3 separate regions of the Homo sapiens genome follow, and regions 1 and 2 are each linked to region 3. A link is a loop called in an ENCODE intact Hi-C map of the cell type or tissue named here. Cell type or tissue: GM12878. All regions are shown on one strand.

What was found. Hi-C counts contacts between places; a loop is a spot of excess contacts. Peaks named below come from ENCODE experiments on the same cell type or tissue, not always from the same donor. Only the 100,000 strongest peaks of a DNase experiment are listed, where the experiment ranks them.
Region 1: a loop joins it to region 3, with 2.9 times the contacts of the local background. A loop is called at or near these places in 2 of 110 quality-filtered maps.
Region 2: a loop joins it to region 3, with 3 times the contacts of the local background. A loop is called at or near these places in 16 of 110 quality-filtered maps.

What each region holds. Positions count from the first base shown.
Region 1 is chr15:52,374,527-52,382,526 of GRCh38, forward strand. MYO5A (myosin VA) reads right to left here. Exons shown (of 42, transcript NM_001382347.1): 17 at 5,296-5,382; 18 at 5,099-5,207; 19 at 1,821-2,032; 20 at 778-934. Among named protein-coding and RNA genes, the nearest start is that of MYO5C, 83 kb to the left of the region's middle. RefSeq lists an enhancer at 4,793-5,182. In GM12878, a CTCF peak has its summit at 4,909; DNase peaks (open chromatin) are centred at 4,615 and 5,105; H3K4me3 peaks cover 1,444 bases; H3K27ac peaks cover 4,596 bases.
Region 2 is chr15:52,252,377-52,260,376 of GRCh38, forward strand. MYO5C (myosin VC) reads right to left here. Exons shown (of 41, transcript NM_018728.4): 11 at 4,263-4,344; 12 at 941-1,081. Among named protein-coding and RNA genes, the nearest start is that of MIR1266, 21 kb to the right of the region's middle. RefSeq lists enhancers at 4,941-5,517, 7,824-8,000. In GM12878, CTCF peaks have their summits at 2,152 and 4,111 (motif pointing right); a DNase peak (open chromatin) is centred at 4,125.
Region 3 is chr15:52,462,593-52,470,592 of GRCh38, forward strand. The region is part of intron 1 of MYO5A (myosin VA); the gene reads right to left. Among named protein-coding and RNA genes, the nearest start is that of MYO5A, 62 kb to the right of the region's middle. RefSeq lists enhancers at 3,171-3,926, 3,571-3,860. In GM12878, CTCF peaks have their summits at 1,193 (motif pointing left) and 3,831; DNase peaks (open chromatin) are centred at 2,089 and 3,749; H3K4me3 peaks cover 1,771 bases; H3K27ac peaks cover 4,325 bases.

The DNA of each region.
Region 1 (8,000 bases), 88 kb before region 3:
ATCCTGGATCACATGGGTGGAACCAAATGCTATCATAATTATTCTTATAAGAGGCAGATAGGAGAAGTCAAGTCAGATACACAGAAGAGAAAATGCTGTGAAAACAGAGGCTGAGACTGGACTGATGTGGCTACAAGCACAGGAATGCTGGCAGCCACCAGAAGCTGCAAGAGGCAAGGAATGGATTCTCCCCTGGAGCTTCTGGAAGGAGAGCAGCCTGCTGACAACTTGATTTTGTCCCATTGATAATGATTTTGGACTTCTGGTCTCCAGAACTCTGAGAGAATTAATTTTGGCTGTTTTAAGGTAACAAGTTTGTGATAATTTATTATAGCAGCCACAGTAAACTAACATACTTTTTTTTTCAAATTATATAAACAAAGAGAAAGAAGGAGGTAAAAGTTTTTTTCCCATTGTTTTGTTAATAACTGTATGTGATTATTTAGTATTTTAAAATGCATTTCAGGCTGGGCATGTGCACAATGGCTCATACCTATAATCTCAGCACTTTGGGAAGCCACAGTGGGAAGACTGCTTGAGGCCAGGAGTTTGAGGCTGCAGTGTACTATGACTGCACCACTGCACCCCAGCCAGGGTGACAGAGCGAGATCCTATTTCTAAAAAAGAATTTTTTAAAATAAATAAATATGCATTTCAATAGCTGGTTGTCCCCATACAGTTCCTACCTTCATTGTAGCCCCTGTGGTACTCTGTATAGATGTGAAATTTGGTTAATGCTAATAGAATGAATAAACAAAGTTGAAAATAATGCCTCACCTTGCGATACCTATTTCTGGCCAAGAAGCCTCGCAAGTAAGACTGAAGAACGATAGTGGCAGCTCGTCTAATCTTGTACCTCCTGCGGACCACATACATGCGCCAGTACTTTTGAATGATGGTTGCTGCCTTGGTTCTGCGCAGAAACTTAGCATAGCTGGCCAAAGAAAATAACATTATGTTGTCAGTAATCAGAAAAAAATGCAGGAATACATATTAGAGAAACTTAAAGAGTGTCACTGTTTTAGGCATAAATAGTACCTCCATTGTATTATTCTAATAATGTGCATGCTAAGTCAACATTTATATTTACTTACATTTGTATAGCAATTTATAGTTTCCCAAAGTATTTTTGCATTTATTATCTCATTTGAGCCCTCCCTAACTCTGGAAAGTAGGATGGCCCACATTGCCAGATTTTACAAGAAAGCAAAATTCACAAAAATTCATTCTTTCTACAACAGGATCCATTTACCCCAGGCCATGCCTCTTTATAGAACAGACAGACATACACAGTAATCTCATACTTAGTTATCACCAGCTTTCTTGGATCTAGCCATTATTCATCTACCATATTTTTCCTGATTTTGTTAGGCTATAAGCTCATGATTAATTCAGTTCTACTTATACTTCTCAATTAAAATTAAACTAATAAGTAATCACACTAAAGTGTAATTCTCTTCCAGACCCTCTCAGTTAATTGCTCCCAAAAATTATACAATGAAGTCATTATTACCTAGCTCATATTCACGACTGTTTTAATTGATACATGATTTCCTCAAGCCCAATATAAAAGTATCAAAAATAAAAATTTTGAGGACATAAGTAAGCAGCAGTTTGTAAATGTTTTGAAGATAAATCTGAATCATTCATAAGGCTGAGTGAAATTTTATTCTATTTAGCTGTCCTATGAGTTAATTTGTTGTCCCTTGGAACTAAGAAAAGGTGAGGTGTTATCTTTTCAGCTATGGTGACCAGTCAAAACTGTCCTTGGTTGGACAGTGAATTAGATGGGCACTCTACTCTGTCCCCAGGAGACCTACCATCGGGCCTGGTAGCCCCGCACGTATCTCTGCATGGTGATGGCTGCCTTCCGCATGCGTAGGTACTTCTTTCTCAGCAGCCACCCTCGGATGGTCTTCTGGATCCGGATGCAGGCAGCTCTCAGTTTGTCAGCTCTCAATTTTTCTAGATAGGCCACTTGACCGGCACGGAAAAAGATCTTTGTCTTACCAAACTGGTATTTGTCCTTGTCCTATTTTTGGAAGAAATTGTATATTCAGAAATAATAATCATATAAGTGAAATTTAAAAGAAAAAATGTCTAAAAGCAGAATCAGTAAAGGAATGACTCTATTAGCTAAAACTTGGGCTACATCACAATTAACTAATGGAGCCAGATTTTTAATCCTATGCAAGTTGAGCAAATAGAAGGGATTTTAAGAAAAACTGCAGTTTAAGAGTTATTTTCCAGAATTATTCTACCTGGAATTATTATCTGAGGCCCAAAACTTGGTTGTGGGTTATAGGCAGTTATTATTTGCTTGTTTGTGTTTTAAACATCTCAAGGAAATGGAGATGCTGACTCTCTCTGACTGACCCAGGTTGTAAGGATTACAGCGGGCTGTATATTCCATGAGAAGCTGAAGGGACAAAAACACCAGTGTGAAGAATAAGGCAGGAAGAAACGTTTATGAAATAAAATTCAAAAACCAAAAACCAAAATCCTTGGGTATTCATATTGAGTTATGTTTCTAAACAGTTAGCTCTTGGCTTTATCAATAATATCTGAAAACAAACTAACAAAACCCCATAAATATGTTTAAAATCCTACAAATTGGCCGGGTGTAGTGGCTCACGTGTGTAATCCTAGCACTTCGGGAGGTCAAGGCTGGCGGATCATGAGGTCAGGAGATCGAGAACATCCTGGCCAACATGGTGAAACCCTGTCTCTATTAAAATACAAAAAATTAGCCGGGCATGGTGGCATGCACCTGTATTCCCAACTACTTGGGAGGCTGAGGCAGGGGAATTGCTTGAACCCAGGAGGTGGAGGTTGCAGTGAGCCAAGATCGCGCCACTGCACTCCAGCCTAGCAACAGAGCAAGAATCCGTCTCAAAAAAAAAAAATCCTTTCAAACTCCTTTTACAAAAACATAATAATTTATATTACATTGTGATTCACCTTATCTAGAAGTATGCAAATCATTAATCATTCTTGCATCAAAGAATGGAATTTATATGTAAGAATCATTACTGTGACCTGGAATTCTTTTTTTTTTTTTTTGAGATGAGTCTCGCTCTGTCTCCCAAGCTGGAGTACAGTGCTGTAATCTCGGCTCACTGCAGCCTCCGCCTTCTGGGTTCAAGCGACACTCCTGCCTCAGCCCCCTGAGTAGCTGGGATTACAGGTAAACACCACTACGTCCAGCTAATTTTTGTATTTTTAGTGGAGACAGGGTTTCACCATATTGGCCAGGGTGGCCTCAAACGCTGGGCCTCAAGCAGTCCGCCCGCCACGGCCTCCAAAAGTGCTGGGATTAAGGGCGTGAGCCACCATGCTTGGCCATGTGATCTGAAAGTCTAAGGGAAAACAGAGAAAATCATTTTTCCCTATGAGTAGATATCTCATATTATCTCATATATGAAACCAAAAAATCTGACACATCCACATATATCTAAAAAATCTACAATTATTTCAATTTAAATCAATAAAGTTTACATTGGAAACCTAGCTAGAAAAGTGGTCCTTACCCGCATCCCGCTTCACACCTCACACCAACCCTGCCTCCATCTTTCAGCCTCCTCTGCCTAACTAAATTCCCACAAAGCCCTGATCCAGGCCTGAAATGGCCTGGGTGAGAGGACCAGGAATAGGCCTGTTCCTACTTTCTGCTCTACATTCCCACCTGAACACAGGTTAGAAGGGGATTGGGCAGGCTGGGCGCAGTGGCTCACACCTGTAATCCCAGCACTTTGGGAGGCCGAGGCGGGCAGATCACGAGGTCAGGAGTTCAAGACCAGCCTGGCCAACATGGTAAAACCCTGTTTCTACTAAAAATACAAAAATTAGCTGGGTGTGGTGGTGTGCACCTATAATCCCAGCTACTGGGGGGGCTGAGGTAGGAGAATGGCTTGAACCCACGAGGCGGAGGTTGCAGTGAGCCGAGATGCCACTGTACTCCAGCCTGGGTGAAAGAGCAAGACTGTCTCAAAAAAAAAAAAAAAAGAAGGGAATTGGGGCAAACTCAAAAAGCCCCAGTTAAAAAAAAAAAAAAAGCATTGCTGAGGAAGTGGCCTTAGCTCTTTCAAGGAAAAAATATTATTAACAAAAAAAAGGCATCACATTTAGTTCACAGCTAGTAATTATGATCAATTAGCTCAAAGTGAGGTACTCCATCTAGGATAGTGTTAACCAAGTGAAAATATTATTTTAAAAACTTTTCATGAATCTTTAATTCTCTAAGACCAAGATCAGTAGTTCTCAAAATATAGTCCTCAGACAGCATCGGCATCACCCGGGAAATACAAATTCTTGGGCCCAACCTCAGACCTACTGAATCAGAAATTCTGATGGCGGGGCCCAGCAATCTGTATTTTAACAAGCATTCCAGGTCACAGTAAAGTTGGAGAACTCTTTAGCCTGGTCTGCAAGACTCTCTGTAACACCAACCTACATTTCCTAACCATTTCTCTACTGTCCCATACACAAATCTCACACTGCAAAAAACTGTTTTCTGAGCAAACCCTATGCTTACCCTGCTCTTACTCCCTCTTATAATAGTCTCCTTCCATTTTTGCATAACCTTACCCATTCTCAGGGCCTGACTCAAAACACACCTCTTTGATGAAATCTCTCCTTCCCATAGCTGGACGTCGCTTTGTCATCCCCTGATTTCTTGTTCCATTCATTCAGCATTTGATATAGACACTACAGTTAAATATTATACTCGTCTTTAAAAAGTATTACTTTCCAAGTAAGACTATATTACCTGAGAACAAGCTTTATTTTTTCTTAATCACACAGCATTTGGCCTGGTGTCTTCTAGATGTAAGTACTAGGTACACTTTTATCAATAATAATCAAGCTGTCTAAGAAGAATGTGTTTCAAATGTGGGTCCAGGCCTCACAGCTCTGCCTCCTGACGGTGGACTATCATCCTCGCTAGTTCCAGCATCCTAAACACAGTAGTGTGCCCCTCTCTGATCCCACCCCGAAATGATCTGGACTAGTAAAATGTTATACAAAAGTTCCCGGGGCTTTCCAAGGTCAGAACCACAAGGCCTTCTGCTCAGATGACGGTAAGCGAAATCATTCTCACCAGTATCAGTTTCTCTAACACATTCTTGCATGTTTGCTTTCTGTCACTCAGCACATCTTTCTGCTTCATTAGGACACGGTAGCGGCTGAAAAATTCTTGGTAAGTCCACCTATTAAAAGAAAACCATCTGAGTTTACTTAAAGAACTAGGATCTTCTCCCATTAGGATCCCTTACATCTGAAAAATGCCAGGCTCACCGTGAGGGGAAACCGGCCGCACTGATTCGGATGGTTTCCAGGACACCACATGCTCTCAGCTGCTGCACTGCCCTCTTCTCATCAAACCTACAAATAAAAATCAAAGCTGTTAGTCCACAAAGAACCTGGCTGGTGGCCACAAATTACTCTCCTCAGTCAGGGTGTAAATTCTTTCGTAAGAGCAAAATGGATAAATCAGAAAAGAAAGCTTTCAGAAGTCGGAGCAGTGATCAAAATGGAAAACTATGAGAGAATGGGGAGGAGATGATAAGCAGTAAAAATAAAGAGCTGTAAACATTACCTGCAACTCAAACCACAAACTCATAAGAGTGTGCTGGGCGAGGTAGCTCACACCTATAATCCCAGAATTTTGGGAGGCCCAGGAGGGTAGATCACCTGAGGTCAGGAGTTCAAGACCAGTCTGGCCAACATGGTGAAACCCCGTCTCTACTAAAAACAGAAAAATTAGCCGAGCATGGTGGCATACACCTGTAATCCCAGCTACTTGGGAGGCTGAGGCAGGAGAATCACTTGAACCTGGGAGGTAGAGGTTGCAGTGAGCCAAGATCGCACCACTGCACTCCAGCCTGGGTGACAGAATGAGATTTTGTCTCAACAACAACAAAAAGAAAGTCCACTGAGCACATTTAAAACAACACAACATGGCTGGGCGCAGTGGCTCACGCCTGTAATCCCAGCACTTTAGGAGGCCAAGGGCAGGCGGATCACGAGGTCAGCAGTTTGAGACCAGCCTGGCCAACATGGTGAAACCCCGTCTCTACAAAAAATACAAAAATTAGCCAGGCATGGTGGCAGGCGCCTGTAATCCCAGCTACTCCAGAGGCTGAGGCAGGAGAATCGCTTGAACCCGGGAGGCAGAGGTTGCAGTGAGCCGAGACCACGCCATTGCATTCCAGCCTGGGTGACAGGGCGAGACTCCGTCTAAAAAACAACAGCAACAACACAGCACTCCTTTGCACTTTGCCCATACTCATTTCATGGCATGGCCTGACAAGAAGCTCTCAGAAGTCATTAGCTCAGTATACAGAGCTCCCCTGGAATAAAGACTGGTCAACCCTGGAGATTTCTCTAACAGGAAGCACAAATTAAATATGCCCCATACGGTTATATTTTTTTAAAAATTACTACTGTTCTAAACATAGTGTCTACATCAATGAACAAGATTTTTGTTTTGTATTACATTTTGTATTTATTTTACTCTAGGCAAATGACATCTTCAAGTTAAACTGGCACTGAAGAGGAAGTAGAAAGGTTTCCCTTCGGCCAAATGATTGCTCCTGTGACTCCCATAGTTAAGTTCTGAGCGATCCATCCGGGCCTCCCCTGTGCTATCTTCTCAGGTGTCTGTTGGTGGTGGAAGAGCGGGTTGGTTGATAAAAGGTCATGGTCCTGAGGGCTGTCCAGGACAGAGGCCAAAGTGTAGCAGCTTCTTCCTGCTTCCCACTTCTTCCAGAAAGGACTTCTTGGTGATGAAGCAGAGAGAAAGACAGCAGTCCTTCAGAACTGTGCTCCAGTCTAAGGCAGAATCTCCAGACAGCAGGACTGGCACGGGGGTAGGGAAAAGGGCACTCATACACTGTGGAGGGGGTGAGGGGTGGGAGCTATTACAACCTTTGTTAAGTGTGCCTGGTCTTTGACCTATAAATTCCACTTCTAGAGTCACATTATCCCAATGAGATAATCAGACAAATATACAAAAATGTTTGGCACAGGATGTTTATTATAGCATTGTTGGAACAACTTAAATGGCCATCAGTAGGAACTAATTTAAATAAATATACTATGTCTACACAATGGGATACTCTGTAGCCATTATATGATTATGTGACTTTTTACTTACCAAAAGGGAAAGTGTTCACAATCTGTCAAGTTAAAAGTAAAGACTAAACAGCAATCATAGCACAAGGCCCCTCCTTTTGTGTCTCTCTCTCTCTCTCTCTCACACACACACACACACACACACACACGGAGCATGGAGGGAAGGGAAGGTGGTTAATCAAGAACAATGTATGACAGTTAATACCAGTTATCTCTCTGGGTATGATGGATGCTTTTTCTTTTCCTTTTTTCTTTTTTTGAGACGAAGTCTCACTCTTGTCCCGCAGGCTAGAGTGCAGTGGAGTGATCTCGGCTCACTGCAACTGCAGCCTCCCAGGTTCAAGTGATTCTCCTGCCTCAGCCTCCCGAGTAGCTGGGATTACAGGCGCCCGCCACTACACCCGGCTAATTTTTGTACTTTTAGTAGAGACAGGGTTTGACCATGTTGGCCAGGTTGGTCTCAAGCTCCTGACCTCAGGTGATCCACCCACCCTGGCCTCCCAAGTGCTGGGATTACAGGTGTGAGCCACTGCACCCGGCTGACGGATGCTTTTTCATTTATTTTTATACTATTCTGTATTTCCTGAAAACTGTCTTTACAATGTACATGTATTACTTTTAAAATTAGAAAAATAGGCTGGGCATGGTGGCTCGCGCCTGTAATCCCACTGGGAGGCCGAGTGGGGACGGATCACGAAGTCAGGAGTTCAAGACCAGCCTGGCCAAGATGATGAAACCCTGTCTCTACTAAAAATAGAAAATTAGTTGGGCATGATGGTGCATGCCTGTAATCCCAGCTACTCGGGAGGCTGAGGCAGGAGAATCACTTGAACCTGGGAGGCAGAGGTTGCGGTAAGCCGAGATCG
Region 2 (8,000 bases), 210 kb before region 3:
TCCTTGAAATAAGGGCATACCTCCTTGTACTAAGCTAGTTGCGAAATTTGATCTTGATACATGTGATTTTTTTTTTTTTGAGATGGAAACCCCATCTCTACTAAAAATACAAAAATTGGCCGGGCGCAGTGGCTCATGCCTGTAATCCCAGCACTTTGGGAGGCCGAGGCAGGCGGATCACGAGGTCAGGAGATCCAGACCATCCTGGCTAACATGGTGAAACCCCGTCTCTACCAAAAATACAAAAAATTAGCTGGGCATGGTGGTGTGCGCCTATAATTCCAGCTACTCCGGAGGCTGGAACAGGAGAATCACTTGAACTCAGGAAGCGGAGGTTGCAGTGAGCCGAGATGGCACCACTGCACTCCAGCCTGGGTGATAGAGCAAGACTCCGTCTCAAAAAAAAAAAAAATCCTTTAACCCCGAAACCTTATTAATCCTCACTTTGGGATTATTTGTTCTTGTGGCCCCATGAGAGACACTGCCAGGCTGGCCTACTTCAGAGTTTCCCAGAGGGAAATGGTAAGAAGAAAACTCTAGAAAGCTCTTCTGGTGAATCATACGATGTTGATTTTTCTTGATGACTCACAAGAATCAGGATGTAAAAGAAAACTCAATTCTTATTAGTCACCGACAACTTGAGTGGAGTCACTTGCTGTTTTCATGCATGTTTCTACATACACTTTGGGACAGCCTCCATGCTGGAAGTCAGGTAAAAGAGGTGGTGCAGCTCCCCAAGCGTGGTCTACACAGGCTGAGGGCAAAAGGCCCAGTGGGCCCTCTGGGGTCCCTGCTGTGGATGCTGTCCCAGCATTAATATCCATCCAACCAACTGGATAAACATCAGGACTTCACAAGCACACTTCAAAAAAACTGCTTTGCAAAATGCTCATCTGTTACTACTTAAAAGCTGAAAAAAACAATTATTCTTAAAAGTTACCAAACATTCTTCATCCAGTAACTCCAGAATTCCCATTTTTGCTTCAATCAGGTCAATAACTGGTTGATTGTCATAAAAATCTATCAGCGTCCAAGGTATATCTTCCTTCATGTATTCTTCTTGTTCCAGTTTGAAGACATGCTGGGAATCCAAAGTTAATACAGAAAGTAAAACAGAATATTAAAATACGTTTCCAAAGAGCAGGATGTAAGCATTTGGAAAATGTAAATGGTTGATCTGTAATATTTATGTTTAAAAAGAAGGACCCTGAAGTATAGACAAGGCCCATACCGTGATCAATACCGCCGAGTTCCTAAAGCGAGTCTAGCTGTCATCCTCCCACCTAGTCTGAGTGGGTCTCTACCTCCTAGGACATGGCTTGGGCCAGCCTGTGTCACCACCAGCACCACATGGTACTCAGTGTGGTCCTACAGCCCCTTCCTGCTAGCAGCTATCCAAGGACAGATCCAGCCTCTTTGGCCTAATGCAGCCTGGCTGGGTGGAGCCAGCTACCTGAGAATGCTAGCTGCGGGGCCGGTGGGAGAAGCCCACTGCTTAGAGATCTTCGTGCACTACTCACTTGGGCTGTAAGGGTATCAGGGAGGCTTCCCAGAGGATGTACTCAGGCTTACCATGGAGGATGAAAGAAAGTTTGGCTGGCAGGTGGTGAGGTGGGGTAGGGTGGGGTGGGGTGGGGCATCAAGAAAACCCTCCTATGGAGGAATCCCAGTGGGAACCACATGAAAGCTCAATGGGTGCTTGAGAAACGCACCTCAAGCAGGTTAGAAATTACAGGAGGACAGCAGCAATGTGGTGGCAAAGAATGGTACAGTCAAATCACCTGAGACCTTCACACCCTCCTTAGAGAATTCTGGGCCTATGGCCTTTTTCTAGGAGCAGTGAGGACCCGCTGGAGGGCGGAGGGGTTATGATGAGACCTGGAGGATGGCTCAGAGGAGGGAAGAACCGGAGGCAGTGAGACCAATGAGGACTCAGCCCGATGCTCTTGATGGCTGGGACTCAGGGAGGAGGAAGAGGAGCGAAGAGGTCAGGATGAATGTCAGGCTCAGGACATGGGGTCCATGGCGTGACTTGACCACAGAAAGTCACGTGGAGGGTAAGCGGGCTGAGAGGAGAAGGTGGCACCGGCACTTCTACACTTGCTACTGCTGAGCTCCCTGGGGGCATCAGGTGCAAGGCCCAGTGGCAGCCAGAAGAGGGGGACTGGAGATCAGGAGAGTCCTACCCAAAGCTTTCTGTGCTGACAATTGAAGATACTACCCCTCCTGGGAGGATCTACACATTGATGGATGACTCAGAAAAAGGAGAAGAGGAAAAAGGAAGAGAAGGAGGAGGAAGTGGAAGAGGAAGAAGAACAGGAGAGGAGAACAAAAGCAAAAAAAAAAAAATAGAATTACAGCCTCTGATTTGTGATTTTTGGCAAGACATCTGGTATAAGTGTCACTTTGAGGTTAAGGTGGACATGTTGGGGAGCAGCACGCCATTGCAGCCAGGGAACAGGGTAGCAGCCACAGAGAGTTTGACTTCAGGTGAGTTATACTGAATATGCACTTGGAATAAACCTCAGCTGTAGTTATTAATGTTAAACTTCCAGGAGAGCCTTGCAAATGCTAAAGAAATGAAATTTACAATGGAATGAAATTTAATGGTTATACATGAATTAATTCTGGGCCAAAAAAAAAAAAAGAAACTTCTACTGAGTAGGATTCAATGTTAGGTCTTCTCACAATATTAGACAGTTATTATTGACTCTTTTTAAATTGATACATAATAGTTGTACATAGTTTTGTGGTACATGTGATATTCTGACACATACATACAATGTGTAATGATGACTCATTTTTAAAACAAGGAAACAGAGGCTCAGAGAACCCAAGGTCCCAGAGGGAGGTGGTAGAGCTGAGATTCAAACCCAATTTAGTTTGAGCCAAAGCCCACACTCTCCAAGACGTCATGCTATGTTTTCCTCAGGGGTTCTGAGGGAGCATAAGACTGGACACTAACAAAGGTATAACCTTTCCTTGGAGTAACTGTTAGGGTATTAAAGTGTGATTTCTATTATGAACTGGAATCACCATTCTTCCCATAAACATGTAGCCAAAGTTTAGAATGTAAGCTAAAGGGAAAATGTGAGTTAGTAAAGCATTTTAGCTTTCATGGCTTTTCAGAAACAGAGCCAAATATAAATGTTAAGGAGGCAATTATAAAAAAAATATGAGAGTAGTTTCATGGTAGGGCCAATGTAGAAAGATGTTCAATCAACTTTTAATTTCATTGACTTCTGTTAGGAGCAGAAAGGCGTCAGTACTGTTGGGAATTCAAAAGTGAATTCAATAAAGTTCTTGCATCTAGGGAACTGATTTAAGAGGTTGAAATTGTATTCAATACACATAGCAATAATAAATGCCCAAACAGCCACAAGTAGCATTTACTCAACATTTTTTAAATTGTTTTATTCATCTTTCTACCTCAGCACTTAACTTGGTACCTGGTATACACAGTATACACTCAAAAACGTCTTTTGAATAAACAAATCTTCCCAGTGGAAAAAAAAAATTGGAATCCATCTCCTGTCTGTTTCCATGGGATGATACATTTGATCTTATTGTTAGTTAGGAAGGTACCATATATGTCTTGTTCTAAATTAAGGTTGGAGAAACTCATTCCCATAATCCATTGGCCATCTGCTGTTTAGTGCTGCATGTGCCGAGATAAGCACTGGGCTGAGAGAGACAAAGAATGCCAGTCCTGGCCTCTCCAGGTGACCAAGTCTATTTGGAAACTTGCATGCAAATGATGATAATTCCATGTGACAGGCCTGCGATAAGGAAGCACATAGGAAGAGGCCAGGAGGTATCGCAGGAGGCTCTCAGGGAAGCTGGATCTCAAAACACAAGCTGGAGTTGGCCACGTGAAGATAAAGCAATGGGGAAATAACAGGAGCACGTGGGTTAAGGCAGAGAAAGCAGCAAGTGCAAAGACAGAGAGGCTCGAAAGAAAGTGGAGGCCTCAGGCAACCAACTAAATAGTTTTGTCTGGCTGCACAGAGGGTCTGTATCCAAGAAGGGCAGTGAGGCTCACACATTGGCAGGTGATTCAAAAAAGATGAAATAGATGAGAGGGTGTGATTTCAAGATTTGGCCACAAGGTGGTGCAGTGACCCAGCGTGAGGCTCCTTGCATAAAAATTTGCAACCTCAAGAAAGAAGAATGCCTCTTTCCACGAACACACACACACACACACACACACACGCGCGCGCGCGCGGCTGAGAACTAGTCAAGAAGGCAGAAAGGTCACCTACCATGTTAAACTGTTGTTGCAGTTTTTCATTAGCGTAATTGATGCAAAATTGTTCAAAGCTGTTCACATCAAAGGTTTCAAAACTGAAATACAATTTAAACAAGTTAAAATATAACCTGAAGCAAGACATATGCATTTGTTTATAGATATTTTTTGACACTTAAAAGCTTAAACGTTTGCTATGTCTTCTACAAGTTTTAAATACCCCTCAAAGCTTCTGGTTTTAATGATATCCTAGTAGTCAGTTTATAAATAACCCTTTTCCTGGTTGTCCCCCGGAAGAAATCTGGTAGGTATAAAACACCTACCTCAAGCCAGGCATTAAAATAAGCATGTCACCATATGGTGTAGTCCGCACAACAACAGTGATATTGGCAATTATTATTCTGACTTTATAGGTCAGAAAATAAGCCCGAGAGGTTAAGAAACTTGCCAAAGGTCACACAGCTTGTGTCAGAACTTAGCTGCGAAGCTGCCTGACTGTGATGCCTGTGCCTCCAATGAGAAGGCAATGTGGTTTCCTATTCTCTCCTTGTCTGTTGAGGGGAGGAGCAGCACAACTGCAGCACAATTTTGCCTCCCTAAGGGGTGCTTTCATAGCTCCTAGAGGAAAAGGGCAAAGTCATTTCATATCCTACAGCCCAGCACACCCCATCAGGGACGAGACAGACATGGCTGGCTTCCATATTCAGACTTTCATCAGCTGCCTCTGCAGTTGCCTTGGAGTTGCAAGCTCAAGAACTGAGAGGAGCCCTTGGGGAGGCAGCTGCTACTCAGCTCCTGCCGGATGTAGCCATGGATGAATGCGGCCCAGGATGTTAGATTAATTGATTCTTAAGAAAAGTCAGAAAACTGGGACTTTTAAGTGAATAATCCCACTCTGCAAAACGTGGGCCGAACAAAACAGAGGCACCAAATTTACCACCTGGCCAGATGAGCTCCTGCTGGAAGGCAGCTTGCTGAGCACTTTTAAGGTGTCAGCATTTATGCACGTCACCTCCTATAACCCTAACACAGCCCTATGTGAAGGGCTCCTGTGACTCCACTGTCACACACGAGGGTCAGAGAAGGAGTGACCATGGTGAGGACCAACAGCCAGCAAGTGGTGCCAGAAATGCAATTCGACCCCAGTGCTTGGTGCCTCCAAAGCTTTGTTCTTAATCGCTCTAATCCTGAGAGGTTCCTGCCGGCTCCTATCACAGGTCCCCTGGGAGTCTCACTTGACTGAGCTGGTTTGGCTCAATCTGGAATTCCTGGGCAGGGTAAGAACCTGGACTGTCCTCTAGACAGCTCCAGGGTGATTCATAGCAGCTCTGACAGCCCCATTCCACACGCAGCCTTGGTGGCTCAGAGATTCGGAGGCTGGTCTGCTCATGGAAGCAAGGCCAGGGCTGGGCCTGGGGGAAGATTAAAAAGGGTCTCACTGAGCTCTGCAGCTCACAGCTGGGGCCAAGGGCAGGGCTTTCTAGAACCTGGCAAAATGTCAAACATCAATGCATTATTTTGGGGCACAAAAATCTGAAGTTTAGGACCCATGGAAAGACCTAGATCTGTGACTTAAAATGCTAGAGGCACATTGGCTATGAAAACACTTCACACTGGAACCATGCTTATGGTTTTCAAGGTACCTGCATAATTTCTTCCATCATATGTTCAAAATCACCCTGCAAGAGAGGCCCCATCTTGTAGATGCAGAAACTAAGGCTTGGAGAGGTTCTGTGACTTTCTTGAGGTCACGTAACTGGTATGCTACGGAGCTCATTCCCAGGGGTCTGACCCCCAGACCCAGGTTTTTCCAACTCTGGGTCCAAAGAACATAAATACACGACAGGCTGGGGAGTCACCAGCCTTCATTCACTCTCAGCTTAGACCTTGAAGCTCACAGCTTCAGCTTTACTGGCTTTCAAAGATGCTAAGTCTTCCTTTGAGGCTTCCTTATTTCCAAGTCAAAAAGAGCTTTCTCAAAAGTTGCAGGTATGCCTAGGCGAGGGTTAGCCTAGAAGCGAGGCTGCTGGAGGGGGCGGGAAAGGCTTGGCCCCAGGCTGCAGCCCTGCTGCCTAGAGGAAAGCTGATTTTTTTGGAGGCGTATCATGAACTCAAGGGTGGCAGCAAACAGGCTATTGTTAGAATTTTTGAGAGGAATCTTAAAATAATTTACTCTAACAAGTCTTTGTGTATTTATAAATACTCTTGTCTCAGGTTTTTCCACATAGCTGAAAAATTCAAATTCCTTATTACAGTGGTTCTGGATCCTGCCTGGGGGCCACCGTCCAGCTCACTACTCCTTGCACATGGCTGCCCTTGCTCTGTCCCCACCCTCTGCTAACCTCCAGCACACCTTCCTCCCTTCCCAGGACTCATCCTAACCTCTACTGCCGGCCTGCTGCCCTCACCAGTCTCAGTCCCACGGTGGCAGGAGCCGTACATCTATGCTGTTCAACCACTGCCTCCAACACAGTGCCTGGGACATAAACATCTGTTAGATAAAAATATGAAATAATGGCTGGGTGCAGTGGCTCACGCCTGTAATCCCAGCACTTTGGGAGGCCGAGATGGACAGATCACAAGGTCAGGAGATCGAGACCATCCTGGCTAATACGGTGAAACCCAGTCTCTACTAAAAATAAAAAAAATCAGCCGGGCGTAGTGGCAGGTGCCTGTAGTCCCAGCTACCCAGGAGGCTGAGACAGGAGAATCGCTTGAACCTGGGAGGCAGAGGTTGCAGTGAGCCGAGATGGTGCCACTGCACTCCAGCCTGGGCAACAGAGCAAGACTCCGTCTCAAAAAAAAAAAAAAGAAAAAAAAGAAAGAAATAATATACTGTTAAAATAAAGGACTGTCATTTAAAAATACATCTTAAAAACACCCAAAAGAACAGGGAATAACAGAATAATTACGTATTTCCACCACAATGAAACAGGACTATTTTTAATGAGGACTATCCATTTTTAAAAGTTCACTTAAGCTTTTAACTGGCTGCTCAAACACTTTCTGGGAAGAAGACAAGGTAAATAATTGACTAGGCTATCCCAGTAATGTATTAAGCATTTTATAACTGTTGACACGTACTATTAATTGGGAGCCATATGTATTAACTTAGGATCTAAATTAAACAAAGCAGCTCCCTTGACTGTCTCCCATTTGACAGCTATGGGAAAAGCTGCCTCTCCACCTGGGTGCAAGTCCAACAGCGTGGTGTGGCCCTGTCCCCCTCCTCCCCAGGAGGCAGCAGCAGGGCCGTGAAGGCCAGAGCTCAGCTCTCCCCTTTGCATGGGGAATGGGGTTGAGCTGCTTTTTGCCATGGTGTGGGGAAGATCCCCCAATCCAGGTGGAACACTCCAGGATGCCTTTCATGGGTCAATCTTCCCCTTCTCCTGTTAAGAAACCAGGGTGGGTCCCAGGAGAGGGGCAAGGGCTGGGCACTGGGGCCAGCTGCTAGAAAAGCCTGAAGGATAACAATCTCCACAGAGCCCTCCATGCCAGCTTCCACTCTGGTTACTCCATAGCTGTTTCAGCACGAGCTGAGCCCGGGGTTTAGAAAAGGAGGACCAGGCAGAGAGAATGAAAAAGAACCCAACTCCAGGGTGGGATGAAGGGTAAGACCTCCTGGAGGAGGGCTGGGGAAAATCCAAGACCTTCTCACCCAAGAACGGAAAAGGATTGGGGTAGGGGGGTGGTTGATCAGAGACCTGGGTTCAGTCCACCTCTGGCCGCTGGGCTTGGGCAAGGTGCAAGCCTA
Region 3 (8,000 bases):
ATCCCAGCACTTTCGGAGGCCAAGGTGGGCAGATTGCCTGAGGTCAAGAGTTCCAGACCAGCCTGGCCAACATGGTGAAACCCCATCTCTACTAAAAATACAAAAATTGGCCGGGCACGGTGGCACACACCTGTAGTCCCAGCTACTCTGGAGGCTGAGGCAGGATAATCTCTTGAACCCTGGAGGTGGAGGTTGCTGTGAGCCAAGATTGTGCCACTGCACTCCATCCTGGGCGACAGCGAGAATCCGTCTTGGAAAAAAAAAAAAAAGGTTATGAAATTCTCATTCAGTAATTTCCAAACATCTAGAGAGATCAAGAGTACACTTTGCTTCCCTTAAATCTGACAGCCCTAAGATGTTAAGTGGTATGATTGAACTGATAGAGAAAATCATCCAAATTGGGTGGTCGGGTTCTCAGTATGACTGAGAGAAACTGACAGGACAATGGGAATCATAACAGAAAGATCAAAATTGATTGTCAGTCTATTTTAGGTTGTAAAAATCTCATGAACTAAAGGACATTTTTTCTTGAGTGACAGGTACTCCAACTGTATACGCTGAGAGGGTATTTTGAGAGAAAAATGCAGCATAAGCAAACAAAGACTCTAAAAGAACTTGTGCCTCAGCCTTTTCCCCAGATGTCAAGCCGGCATCCTGGCAGTGACTTGACCACACTTTCTTCATCAAGATGGACTTCTCTAGAAATAAGAATTTCATTCTGTCTGTAAAAACTAAGAAAGGATATTATTTCCTTTACCCCTCTATAGTGGCTTTTCAGTTATATTAAAAAACGTCATCCATGAGTTAAGTATTTCTTAAGACATATAAAACTAAAATGTTTAAATATTATAAAACTTACAACTAAAATTGCTTTCTTTTTTTATTATTATAAAATTTCATTTTCCCTGTACTCATTTTTTCCTCATTTTCTTAGTTATTTAAACTTCTCTTACAGACATTTTCATCAGTATTTTAGTATGCTTTATACAGAAGAGGTTTTCTGTTTTGCTAACTTGTTCTACAGATTTCCTAAAAGCTACTGGAAACATTGTTAATCTGTATCTGAAATAATCAGCTACCAACTGTATCAAAAGCACTTCCTTTTATTTGACCTGTGAATTACTTATCTGAAGCTTCAAAAGATGCCTAAGCTATTTTTGTAGTGAATAAGTCAGCATTGCCCTCTTCAGGTGCCTCATAGTGTTAGAAGCTTCCACCAGATCAAAAGTTCATTCTTCATCTTTCCAGATGGAAGAAGAGCATAAATTTTTTAAACAGTGCCTCACATCCTCTTAATCATTCTAGTTTATTTTTAATTTTTCTGAATCTCAATTCCCTTACTTACAAAATAAACCAATTAGACTGTATATACAATTACATTTGAGAACATGGGCTCTGGAGTTAGACAGATCCAGAAGCTCCAATACTTTCCAACTGTGTGACCTTGAACAATTACCCAACTTTCTTCCTCAGGATTCTCATCCATAAAACTGGTTATTAGTAATACCTGCCTCAGAGAGTTGTGATGCAGATAAATTAGATAAGGCTTAAAACCACTACACAGTTTTGTCGCCAGCCCAACCCCAGGCCAAACCCCGATTCAGGTACCTCATTGTGCTGCATCTGAATTCCTTTACTATACTCTACGATGTACTATGTGATCTGGCCCCTACCCACAGGTTTAACAGCAACTCACTGGGGTCTTCTCCCTTCCCCTGAGCTCTGGCTGTGCCAGCCTTCTGTTGTTCCTAGAACACCCAAACTACAAGTTCAATGCCATTGCTGTACCCACTGCCTAGAACACCTTCCCCTCATTTCCCATCTCTTCTTAGGACTAGTTCCTTCTCACTCTTCTGGTCTCAGTTTATATATGCGTTTTTCTCAGAAAAAGTCCACCCTGACTACTCTATAGATTGTTTTGGTTATGTGGGATTCTTTGTGTCCCTAACTAGCCAGAAAGCCTGTGAGGGCAGGGACAACGAACACCGAAACCTAGAACAATGTTTGGTAACTAGCAGGTACTCAATAAATATGTGTGAAATGAAAGTGCTTAGCATAGTGTTTAGCTGACTGAAAAAATAGGTTAGGAGCAGGATGTGAAAGACCTCATGTGCCATGGTAGGCAGTTTGGCCTATATACTGCATGAGACAGGGATTCATCACAGGCTTTTAAGCAGAGTAATGAATGACCAGATGTTTCCAACACCCTAGTTCTAATCAGCAGTCTTTTAATCATAAACAAAAGCACATCTTGTACAACTCCTGCTTATGATTAGTCGTTTTCCTAGTTATGTATATATGACTGTCACTCACATTTAGCCTGTAGACAGGATTTATCTAATATACACATAATTGCTTCCAAAATGTCATCCATATTAGGCAAATAGAGACTGTATTGGCCACACTGGGAGTCAGCTTTACCTAAGGGCAGGGGCAAGGAGGGACATTTCACTGGTATTACCTCATTAATGATGAGCACTAGAAGGGAGATTCTTGACCTGGAAACAGCAGCCTTGGTAGTAAGGTCAGGGCAAGATTATTACGGAATTCTATAATGAGCTGGCTTTGAGAGGGCAAATGAGTAGGCCATCTTGCTGCTGGCTGAGACACCTTAAGCAAAAAAGCCCTGTTGGCCTGCATCTTTAAGTGGAAGTGTTAAACTTTGGGCTGCATGATGCTTTCTTATTAACTCCTCCCATGATCCCCTATCCTTGCCCCTTTTATTAAGTGTCCTTTTAGCTTAATTTTAGCCGAGAAAAGCAGCTATGAAAGTTGATCTAGGTTTTATAATTTTGAAAGAATGGTTGGTATAAAATATTTTTCAGAAAAATAAAAAACTTCTGGGTGCCAAAATACATCATAAACAAACCCAAAATACAGGGTGACCAAAAATATATTTGTAAAAAAGCAAAGTCCCTTAATGTATAAAGAACTTTTGCCTGTAGTCCCAGCTACTTGGGAGGCTAGGGCAGGAGGATTGCTTGAATTCAGGAATTCGAAAGTATAGTGCGCTATGATCATGCCACTGCACTCCAGCCTGAGCAACAGAGCAAGACCCTGTCTCTAGAAAATAAATAGAATAAATTTAAAAAGACTTTTAAAAAGAACTCTTACAAATCATTAAGAAAAAGATACATCTTGAGATTTTTTTCGCCCAAGATGGCTGACTAGAGGCTTTTCTAGCACACTTCATAAACTCAGAAGAACCAAAATAGTGTGTAGACAATCATACTTTGAACATATTATCCATGATAATATGTTTGACATGAAAAGCAATGAGTCCAACAGAAAAGCAAAAAGAAACTCCAAAATCTGAGAAGAAGGAAGGTAGGTAGCCCGTATGGCCAGGACCGGCCAAAAACCAGGAGTGAATCCCCAATATGGAAAAGGGTACATATCTCTCTGTGGTCCACTTTCCCACTAGGGAATCGAGCAATCCAGACCACAGGAAAGTACCTTGCCCCTTCTAAGCCCTAGATCTAACATGCGGAGCAGCCAGGAGACTGTGAGAAGGAACTGCTTGAGGAAGTATCCCAGGCATTCCTTCAGACTGGACACCTACAGCAGGACCCTATTCTCTTTCCTAGCTCTTACTTAGCAAGCTGCACCTCACACGCCTGGGAGCTAGCCACAGCAGCAGCAGTCTTTGGCAGTAGAGAGACTCAGGCTGGGGCTTGGGGAACTGAAACCTGTGGGAGGGGCTCCCACAGCCAGAACTGAGAAATGAGTGTGGTATGGGCTCCAGCTGCTGGTGCTGAAACTGGGCTCCCCCCAACCCCACCCATGGACCAGAGGAGGAGAAGTGCCAGAGAGGTGTAGTATTGAGCTGCACAGTGACTCCTATAGCCCAAGACTGCACTGCAGACGAGAAGCAAACTGTAGTGACTAAGTGAACAGCCAGACTGGCTAACATAGTTGAGATGGGGGCATGAACCTTGCCAAGACTGGGGTGTAAGAGGGAAGCAGGTCCCATGTCTGCCAGCCAAGGCTGTGAAGCTAGAACCACCCTCCCTTCCCAGGCTGAGACATCAGCATAACAGTGGTCAGCCCTAACCCAGGTATTTTACCAGAGGCCTAAATCAGGGTAGGTAGCCACTCCCATCAGGGTAGGTGGTCTGAGTGCAGGCCTAGCTAACTTAGCTCCATTCCAGCTTTGCCCCCCACTCCAAGATAGGGTGCAGGATCCAGGCCCCTGGGGGTTCCATGGCCCAATCCACCTTCTGGGACAGCCTGAAGAGCCCACTGCAACAATTAACACAAGAGCACAGCACTTGAGAAAGAGAAGAGCTTCTCACAACTACTGCCCCTATCACCCATGACATCACAGCTGCACAGGAGGTTGTGTGTCTGCTCACTGCCTGGTACGCCACTACAACCAGCATTCAAGAAAGCTACCGCATTAAGGCTATGTATATCCAAGGAAATCATACAAAGTCTTTGTCACTTCATGCAGACAAATGGCCCTACCCAATCAGCATCATAGTCACATCTTCAGATACACAGAAATCAACATATAGGAAGTATGAAAAAGCAAGGTATTATGGCGCCCTCAAAGGAACAAAATAATTATTTGGCAATAGATCCTAAGCAGAACAAAAATCCTTGAAATGTCGATAAATAATTCAAAGTATTGATTTTAAAGAAGCTCAATGAGATGCAAGAGAAATCTGCAAACTAATATAAAGAAAATCAGAAAATCAATTTAGGATGCACATGAGGAATTTACAGGAGACAGATTTCAAAAACAAACAGAAATTCTGGGTCTGAAAAATTATTGAAGGAATTACAAAATACATTTGAAATGCTTCAAAAATAGACTAGACTAAGCAGAAAAAAAGAATCTCAAAACTTGAAGACAAGTCTTTTGAAATAACATAATCAGACAAAAGTGAGGAAAAAAGAATGAATAAAGACATCAAGATATTAGGGTCTACATAAGGCAACCAAGCTTACGAATTATTGGTATTCTCAAGGAGGAAGAAAATGCAAAAAGTTCTGAAAACCTATTTAAGGAAATAATTGATGAAAATTTCCCAAGTCAAGAAAGAGATTTAGACATCCAGCTACAGGAGGCCCAGCAATCCCCAGGAAAATAAACTGCAAAAAAAACTTCACCACAGCATATTATCATCAGACTGTCTAAAGTCAAAGTGAAGGAAAAAAATTTTAAATCGGCAAGAGAAAAGCACACTTAGTTGCCTATAAAGGAAACCCCATCAGACTAATGGCACACTTCTCAGCAGAACTCTCACAGGCCAGAAGAGAATGGGATGGCATTTTCAAAGTGATGAAAGAAAAAAGAAAAACCTAGCAGCCAATAATTTTATGTCCAGCAAGATTAAGCTTCATAAAACAAAACCTCACATATCAGCGAATTAATAAGAAAAAGATAAACAACCTAGTAGCAAATAGGCAAAAGAAAAAAACAGGTAGCGAACAGAAGCACCATTTAAAAAGTTAAACAAAGAAAAGATGGACCAGGTGCAGTGGCTCATGTCTGTAATCCCAGCACTTTGAGAAGCTGAGGCATGAGGATTGCTTGAGCCTAGGAGTTGGAGACCAGCCTGGGCAATACAGTGAGACCTCATCTCTAGACAAAATTGTCCCAACTATTCGGGAGGATCACCCGAGCTGGGAAGGCAGAGGCTGCAGTGAGCCGAGGTCACACCACTGTACACCAGCCTGGGTGACAGAATGAGATCCTGTCTCAGAAAAATAAAAAATTAAAAAGATGTGCAGTCTCACTAATAATTAAGCAAATGCAAATTTAAAATACAGTATTAGGCCAGGTACAATGGCTAATATCTATAATCCCAGCATTTTGAGAGGCTGAGGTGGGAGTACTGCTTGAGCCCAGGAGTTCAAGCCCAGCTTGGGCAAGACGGTGAGACCCCGTCTCTACAAAAATGTAAAAAAAATTTTTTTTAATTAGCTGGGTGTGGTGGTGTGCACCTGTAGTTCCAGTTACTTGGGAGGCTGGGGTGGGAGAACCACTTGAGCCCAGGAGTTCAAGGCTGTAGTGATTTATGATCATGCCAGTGCACTCCAGCCTTGGTGACAGAGACAGACCCTGTCTCTATAAAACATAATAACAAAATATTTAAAAGTTGCAAATTAAATTTGAAAATATTTAAAGGATTGAAAATAACCTGTGTTAGGAAGAAAGTGGACAAACAGGTATTTTCATATATTGGTGATGGAATCAACAGGCACAACCTTTGAGAGAGCAATTTGGTAATTTCTTCAACAATGTGAAATACATATTTCAGGGATGCATACTGAAATAGGTGGTGAGGGAACCTTTAATTTTGTACTTTACATACTTCCATATTTCTCATTTTTTCATGAGTAAGTACTATTTTTACAATAAAACCAAAAGTTTTTAAAATATACATATCCTTGAATCAGAAAGTTCATATATAAAATTTTCCCACGGAGATACTAAAAAATACAAATAATTATTTCTAAAAATGTTCTGCAGCATTGTTTGTAAAAGTGAAAAATTGGAAATTACACAAAGGCTAATTCATATATGTATATTAGTGTAAAGGTTAACTATAATAATATACAGTTGACCCTTGAACAACATGTGGGTAAGCAGTGCCAATCCCCTGCACAGTTGGAAATTTGTGTGTAACTTTTGACTCCCCAAAAACTTTACTACTACTAATAGCCTCCTATTGACCAGAAGTTTTACTGATAACATAAACAGTTGATTAACACATATTCTGTATATGTATTAAAATACCATATTTTTACAATAAAGTAAGCTAGAGAAAAGAAACTTATTAAGAAAATCAAAAGGAAAAGAATATATTTACTATTTAGTAAGTGGAAGTGGAGAATCATAAAGGTGTTCACCTTGTCATCTTCATACTGAGTAGGCTGAGGAGGAGGAGGAAGAGGAGGGCTTGGTCTTGCTGCCTCAGGGATGACAGAGGCAGCAGAGATAGAGGAGACAGAAGGGGAGGCAGGAGAAACAGGCACACTTAGTGTAACTTTACAGAAATACGTCATAATTTCTGTCTTTTTTGCTTTTCCATTCTCTAAGAATGTTTCTATAAGGGTACCAATCCTTCTGCAACTGTTTGATTTTGTTTCAGTGCCCAAATCATAGGAGGGTTCATGTAAAAGAAGTCAAAAGCAGTCTTGAAAAATCAGAACTCTTCTGCTAGATTGTCTAATGTCAATTTGCTTCCTGACACTGCTACTTCTGTATCTTTTTTCTCACAGTCCGGCACTGGTTCAGATATACTCATCTCCATCAAGTTGGCTTCCGTTAATTGCTTTGGTGTAGTGTCTATTTGCTCTTGAATTTCTCCAAGATTCATAGCCCAAAACTCTTCACTCCCCACCCTTTTTGCCACATCCATAATCTCTTTCATGATTTCCTTGATTGGCACTGTTGTAAATCCTACGAAGGCATTCACAACATCTGGACGATTTTCTACAGCACCAATTTATTGTTTTGGGCTGCATGGCTTTCACAGCGTTTTCTATAACAATAATGGCACCTTCAATGGTGTAATCCTTCCAGACACTGATGACGTTCCCTCTGTTGGGGGTCTTCTTCCATAGCATTGACAATTCTTTCCACAGAGTACCATGTGTAATGAAGCTTAAAGGTTCTTATGACCCCCTGATCTAGAGGCTGAATTAGACGTGCTGTGTTTGGGGGCAAGTAGACCACTTTGATAGCTTTGGTGTTGAATTCATAGGGTTCTAGGTGGCCAGGGACATTGCCCAATATCAAAGGAACTTTAAAAGGCCATCCTTGGGCCAGGCGCAGTGGCTCACGCCTGTAAAACCAGCACGTTGGGAGGCCGAGGCAGGCAGATCACCTGAGGTGGGGAGTTCGAGAACACCCGGACCAACATGGAGAAACTCCGTCTCTACTAAAAACACAAAATTAGCCGGCGTGGTGGCGCATCTCTGTAATCCCAGCTACTCGGGAGGCTGAGGCAGGAGAATCCCTTGAACCTGGGAGGTGGAGGTTGTGG